Linked DNA regions of Homo sapiens: region 1 is linked to region 2. A link is a contact called in ENCODE Hi-C or POLR2A ChIA-PET data. All regions are on one chromosome and are shown on one strand. The core of a region is the stretch at or near the end of the contact, and the rest is flanking DNA. Distances in the headings are between cores, read along the strand shown.

What was found. Hi-C counts contacts between places; a loop is a spot of excess contacts on that map. ChIA-PET counts read pairs that join two places held with the same protein, here RNA polymerase II (POLR2A). Pooled maps may share reads with other maps.
Region 1: a loop to region 2 is called in a map of ascending aorta, with 8 times the contacts of the local background. The contact joins two enhancer-like sites. A Hi-C loop is called at or near these places in 1 of 168 maps with a recorded cell type or tissue (ascending aorta) and 1 of 50 pooled maps. POLR2A ChIA-PET finds 5 or more read pairs at or near these places in 1 of 52 experiments (activated T-cell).

Annotation. Positions count from the first base shown.
Region 1 is chr12:15,532,873-15,536,621 of GRCh38, reverse strand. All of the region lies in intron 12 of PTPRO (protein tyrosine phosphatase receptor type O), which reads right to left. Among named protein-coding and RNA genes, the nearest start is that of PTPRO, 210 kb to the right of the region's middle. RefSeq lists enhancers at 460-1,659, 2,075-2,164. Within about 2 kb of position 2,166, at least 7 of the 41 ENCODE cell types and tissues checked have a DNase peak (open chromatin) inside an H3K27ac peak, as active enhancers do; they include ascending aorta, where a contact is called at or near this core.
Region 2 is chr12:15,628,435-15,632,029 of GRCh38, reverse strand. EPS8 (EGFR pathway substrate 8, signaling adaptor) reads left to right here. Exons shown (of 21, transcript NM_004447.6): 18 at 366-588. Among named protein-coding and RNA genes, the nearest start is that of EPS8, 160 kb to the left of the region's middle. RefSeq lists a cis regulatory region at 2,697-2,710 and an enhancer at 2,631-2,775. Within about 2 kb of position 2,074, at least 22 of the 41 ENCODE cell types and tissues checked have a DNase peak (open chromatin) inside an H3K27ac peak, as active enhancers do; they include ascending aorta, where a contact is called at or near this core.

The DNA of each region.
Region 1 (3,749 bases), core at 917-3,416, 96 kb after region 2:
GTTATGCGCCTCTGCTTAAAGCATGCAATGGAGAATCATCTCACTCACAGGAAAGTGTCTTTTCAATGACCCTACACGGTCTGTTCCCTTGCTACCTCTCTGCCCTGTATCTATGGCTCTCTACCTTGTTTGTTCCATTGCAGCCACACTGCCTGCCTGACTTTTCCTTGAACTTGCCAGGAACACTATGCTTCCATAGCTGGGCACCTGTGGTTCCTTCTGCCTACAGAATCTCATCCCAGTGATCTCTTTGGTTTACTCCCTCATCTCCTTTAGGCTCTGACTCAAACATCACCTTCACAGTGACACTTACTCTACTCCTCACAAAAATTGCACCCATCCCCCACAGCACTTCCTATCCTCTTTTCCTCTTTCACTTTTCTCCATGACACTTATCACCATTTAACATTCTTATATTTATGTTTATCATCTCCTTTTCTCCATTAGAATGAGGGTTGACATTTTTGTCAGTTTTGTTCATTTCTGTATGCTCAGAACCAAGAATAGTGTGTGGCATATAGTAAATGCTAAGTAAATATTCTCTGATTCACAGGATGAATAATTTTTTAAAAAAGTATAAGACCTTAAGCATTTTATTAGCTTCTTTCTAGCTGACTGGCAGCCTACAGATTTCTATGTATCTATAACCATATTTGAGAGAGACAGAGAGAAAAAGCCTACTATCCCCCAAATACTTAACATTTCAAAGTATTTTGATTTTTTTCTTGTCCATAGCCAAATTATGTTTTAAAGATTTCTAATCTCTATAAAGGTTTGTATGAGTAAGATTAAGAAAATCAAGCCAATGTCCCTAAGACCAAATTCCAAAGAGGAACGGAAAGTCACAAAAGTGGGTATGAGGCTCCTCCCTGTTCTGTTAAATTTTTTAATAGAAAAAATGAAGTTTGAAGGAAAAAGGCCACACCCCAGTCCAGGAATAGAAGCAGCAGATGGATAAAAAGTACGAAATGACTGTTTCTGGACCAAGACCTAGCAATGTATAAAGCGTGTCACATTTCTCTAAGCGCCAGCTTGTTCAAATGAGGACATAGCACTGAATTATCTCCAAAAGCTCTCCTAGCACTAAAGTTATATGATTCCTTATCTCGAACGTGCCCGAACATGTCTGTGGTCAGGATAAAGCATAAGTTTGATGATGGTGGTGTGCAATTCTGTTTTTGTTTTGTTTTGTTTTGTTTTCTCTGACCTCCTTAGCTGTTCCTTTCCACTCTCTCTTTCTGATGCTTCCTGCTAAGCTGAATTTCTAACTGCTGGGGTGGCTCCTCTAGAGTTGATCCAGGGCTTCTCTTTTCTTCCCTGTCTTTACTTACTACTTGGTGATTTCATCCAGACACTTCCAAATTTATATTTCCAGCCCAGAATTCTCCCCTGGCCTTCACATCTGCACCGGGATATCCAATAATCATTTTAAATTTGTTTACATCCAAAGAAGAATCCTTGATTCTTACTTCACCCTAAATGTCCTCCTCCTGTAGTTTTACTAGTCATCTCAATCTCAGTGAATTGCGCCACCATTTGTCCTAGTTGCTCAAGGGTGAAGCCTGGGAGTCATTAATTTCCCTTTCCCTCACTTCGTGTTTCTGCCGTATCAGAAAGTTCTGTGGACACAACCTCCAAAAGAGCTCCTGAATTCTGTCCACTTCTCTTCATCTCCATTACAACCACCGTAGTCAAAGTTACCATCACTCTCTTGCAACTTCTTTGAATTAGAATATAATTTTTAAAGCTGGCACAAATAGCCCCTTAATTAGTTCCCCTACTTTCATTGTTGATACAATAATCCCTTTCTCATTAAGCAACCAGAGGGATTGTTTTAAATGTAAATCGGACTGTTTATTTTAAGTTCTCTAAATGGCCCTTCATTACTCTGAAGATAATATTCCAACTGCATGCCTTAAAAGATCTATACTCAGGCCTGCCTGTTCCCTCTGTCTGGCATCCTCCTTCTTGGCCTTTTTGTGGCTGGTTCTTCTTGTTATTCAGACCATAGCCTCCATGGCTTCCTCAAAGAAAGCTTTGACCACACAGTCATTCTGCACCACATTTCCCTGTTGTAGAGCACTGTACAGCACTATTACCATCTTCCCCTTCACTAGATCATAAGCTCCTTGTGAACAGAAAGTGAAAGTAGCGCTCTGGGTTCATTACCATCACGACTACCACAAGTACTCTGGCATCTGAGTAGTACTTAGAAGGTTCTTAATATATATTAGTTAAATGGATTGATGAATGGATATTCTATTACCAGAGAGCTATTTGTGATGTGTCCAACACGTCTCATTCCTGTTTTTTCTTTCCTTTCTTTTTCTTTTTTTTAAGGTTGGGAAACTGATTATCTTATGTAGACTTAACATGTCCTCTTAAAGTTGGCCCAGGGATCCAGGTTGATTCACCAAGACTAGAAGATAGTAATGACTGACTGTCAAAGGGACCTGTCACCACATACCACCAAAGTTTCGTGAAACTGCTGGCAACCTAAAATTCCTAATGGGATGGTTGGTTCAACATCCTGGGAAAAGCACCATTATTGGTGCATTTCTTTTTATGGATGTTTATTGATGATACAATGTTGAGAATTATTGGCAACTGTTTGAGGGCTCTCTACCCTTGCACATGACACATTAGATTAATTTATATGATACTGGACTCATTGGTAGTTTGGTTTCTTTCTATAGAGGTAGAACCTACCCTCCATGACACAGGAGTCATTCAGAGGCATTCTAAAGAGGCCTCTATTATAGATAAATTGAACTGCAGGTTAGCCCAACCAGTTACGGCCCCAGCTTTAACAATGGCATTCTGATTCAAACATGCTCTGAAAAATCTGTGCCAAAGTTGTATTTTTCTTTAAAGGAGAATGACTATGACTTCTATATATATCAAAATGAATGCTGGGAAGAAACATAAAACAACTAGAATGAAAGTTCTGTAAAAAACACACACAAACACACACAAAACCTGCAATTCAGGTACTACTAAAGCAAGATATTATTTCACTTCTCTGAAAGGTTAAACTTGTTCCGATTAAATATTAACTGCAATACTATGTTCAACTTTGAGGTCCGCAATTTCAATTCATTCAACAGTATCTGTTAAGCAGTTATAGGTGTTCAGGCATTGTGTTATATAAAATGGAAAGGGCTTATATACACAATAACATGATTAGTAGAACAGATCTTTTGACTAAAGGATAAAAACCAACATTATATGTTTTCAAGAAAATAAGAAAGGCACATCATAAAAAGATTGTCTTGTCTACAGAGAGGAATAAGATAGAAACAATATTCCATTTGATATTTAAGATACCAATAAGAAAAAGGTTATTGATCCTAAGGGTTACATTAACTAGAAATAATTTCCATGAAAACTCAACTTTCCTTCTTGTAAAGTTTAAATAAATTTTCCAAGCTGGTTTACATAGTCCATTCTATTATCAGGGAGACATGGAGACTCCAAACATTTTGATAAGTTTGGGAAACTATCATGGTTTTAACTCACAGTCCTATGTAGATACAGTTGTACTAGTTCATGACTTTGACTCATATTCCTGAGGCACCTTCGACCATGATGTCACATAGAAATTTCAGTGAAGTATCCAATAGGCCCACTAAATGCTACTTTGATAAGACCACCTCTGAACTTAAATTTTAAGGGAGACTGAAAAACCAAATGAGTTGGAGAAAGCTGCTAGGACCTGAGAAACACTTAATAGCTTCCTGTATTAGTAA
Region 2 (3,595 bases), core at 825-3,324:
GTGCAATTGGAAATTATTATTAGCATAAATTAAAAAATAATTATAAATCTTTCTGCCTCCCCTCATCTTGTGTGATTCCAAGCCCAAATTCTGTTTTCTTGACATTTATTACTATAATACTACTATTTGCTATTGACGTAGCCTTGTGACTCCTTAACTAATGTTTTGACTTTGAACAAATTATGTAGAATGTTTAAAATATGATTTTTAATGGTCATTATACCATATAGGATTACAGATAAATGAGTAATGGGTTTGCAAGTAAGTTTAAAAATAGCCAACAATGTCCTATCAAAGTATAATTTGTTTTCCTAGCCTAGGTTTATATTTTTTAAATTTTAAGTTAATTATTTGTCTTTTTATAGAAACAAAGGATGGAGTATGGCCCAAGACCAGCTGATACTCCCCCTGCTCCATCACCTCCTCCAACACCAGCTCCTGTTCCTGTTCCCCTTCCCCCTTCCACTCCAGCACCTGTTCCTGTGTCAAAGGTCCCAGCAAATATAACACGTCAAAACAGCAGCTCCAGTGACAGTGGTGGCAGTATCGTGCGAGACAGCCAGAGACACAAACAACTTCCGGTGGACCGTAAGTTTCCCAGGGAGGCAAAAAATGTCTTCTGCAAATTAAAAGCACTACTAAGTAAAATATTGTTTACTGCTGATTCTACTTGTATTAAAGTCCTTTATACTTGCATGGTACTTAATAGATTGCAAAGATTTTCACCTGGTTTCTCATCAGCTACGTAGTTCTGAGAAACAGGAAGTATTCTCTCCACTCTCTAATGCATGCCTTTCTACTCCTTTTCCAATCTGTTATGATAATTGAATGCAGACTCTGGAGCCAGACATCCTGGAATTTGTATACCAAAACAACACTTGCCAGCTTCCTGACCTTCAATGATTTAATTATCCTCTCAGCACTTCAATATCTAAAAAGTGGAGAAAAATAATAGTATCTGCTTCATAGGATAAGTGTGAGGATTTAATGAGATAATGCATAGAAAGCATCTACTTCAGTGCTTCTCAGCCAGGAGCGATTTTGTCTTCTTCTCCATCCTTCTGAGGACATTTGATATTGCCTGAAGACATTTTTGGTTGTCAAAACTGGGGGGATGCTACTGATGTCTAATGGGTAGAGACCAGGGACACTTAGCAACAATTACAATGCACAGGACAGTCCCCAGCAACAGAGTTATCTGGCCCAAAATATCAATGGTGCTGAGGTTGAAAACCCCTGACTGATTTTGACCCCTGTATGACACGTAATATGCAGTCACTAACTACATCCTGCTGTCGCCATCATCATCATCATCATAACCTTCCTACTTCTCTTCCTCTTGTTTGCTATTCACAGTAGCTGCACAATCACACTATGTTAATATAATCACCTGCCAATAGTAGTCTCAGATTTAGCCTCCAAATTCAAATTTCATGTGACTTACACTTCAGTGCCATATTTTCATAACTTGAAATTTGATGTTTCATATAAATGGTTTCTATGAAAACCATATTTAAGTAAACTAAAAAGACACTATGACCAACTTTGGATTATCCTTATTTGTATTATTGGTGAATAGCAGTGTAGATATTTTGAAAACTGAAGGTAGTTTTAAGATAAATTTTGTTTAACCTTGTAGTATATGGCATGTCAATTTAATCTCCAAATTTGGTGTTTTAAACGTATTATAAAGTTACTTGGCTTTACCTATACTTGATGTGTAAAAACTCTTGGAAAACCAGAGCTATGAAGATATTTCATATTTCCCCAATATGACAAAAGTATATGAAGTGTGTGTGTGTATGTGTGTGTGTGTGTGTGTGTGAGTGAGAGAGAGATAGAGAGACAGAGAGAGAGAGATGGATATCTATCTTTCCCTCAATGTGGGCCTCTCTTAGGGTTCTGCCTTCGTTTTCCACATAAACATACTTTTACTGTAGTTCATTCTATTTCCATTTCTTTCAATACTATTTATATTGTTGGGAAAAGAATGATTCCCAAATTAGTCATCGTATTAAAACTCATCTCTGACATCCAGATACCAGTATGGAACTATTAACTTTATAGCTGAGATTGGATGCTTTCTATTTATGTTCAAAACTAAATGGCTGAATCTTTCACTCCCATTTTCATCCTACTGTTTTTCTCACGTCAGTAAGTTATTGCCACATCTGTTCAGTTGTGGACATTCTTGATAAAATAAAAAATAAAAAAGACACTAAAACTATTACTATTTAACAATTCTAAAAATTCTGGTTAAATGCAATAAGCATAAGCCTACTTTTACTCATTAATTTTTCTCCCACGGTATGTCCAATTTAAATGACTGTCATATCTATCTTGCCAGGAAACTAAAGGAAAAATGAAGTTTTGGAAAAGTGATTAGCTCTTTCTGTACAGCAAAAACAACTGTGTGCGTGAGTGTGTAGAACCATAATAAAATAGAATATGCTACTAAGTTTTTAAAATTATGTGGAGTTTTTAAAAAGAGTTTTCTTTTTCAAATACACTAAAGACATAGTTTTAAGATGAGAAATTTCTATAAATATTTTTATTGAGTTCCCTAAGGAGAAAACTTCCTCTTAGAAATGACTGTTCTCTTCTTTATTCTTCCCACAAGTTTATAGCATTTCCCTCCGTAGAGACGTCAGCACAGTCATCTTTGACACGGTGGGACTCTTTATCCAGGCCTAGCTAGGATCAAAGTTCATCGGCCTCCAGTCCCCATTTGGAGCAGTGTGTGGGTTAGGACAGTCTGTTCTTTGTTCACGCTGAGAAACCAAGAATAACCTAGTGGGAAAGAGGCATAGTTTGCATACTTTTAAAGATAGAGAACTCTCCTGATAATTGTGACTCATCATGTTGAAGTCTGTTTTTCATAAGTAAAAGGGTGGCATTGGTGTATAAAATATAAACATCTCTCCCAAAATTAACACACATACTTGTTTCCTTAGAATATTAAAAATCTTACAATATATTTGCAACTTATGTAAGTTCCTTTTTAAAATATCTCAAAAATACAGTTTGGCATTAAATAAATATATTTCTTTTTATAAAACAAATATTTCTTGATAACTTTATTGCAGAACAGTTTTTCTCTGAATGAATGTTGGGGCTTAATGTTCTTTTAGAACCAGACAGTAGCACATATTTCAGTGTGTGTTTATTGATAGCCAAATTTCTCTCAAAATATGCCTACTCATCTACCCACATTCTCTGCTTACTGCCTAAACTTCTGGTAAAAATAAAATGAAAGGAACTAGGAAGTAAATACTCATAGAAATCTATCAAGTAGCAGCTATGAACAGGGGAAAAAAGCCAACATGCCTGTTTTTACAACGTAGCAAGTGGCAAGAGTGAAGCCCTTTTGTGGAAGTCTGTGTGTTGCCTATTCAAAATAACTGTGAAGCCTTGTGTCATAGAAGCTATTCAGGCTGTTTTATCGCAGGATCCCAAAAGGTTCTCCTTTTATCGCTTTTAAGATGCCAAACTTTAGTTGCTTTGTATTTCTCCCATTTCCTTTGAAATGGTAGTCCTTTTATTCGAATTTAATCTTTTGTAATCAGAGTGTTACTTTAGAAAGGTGTAAAGTTAT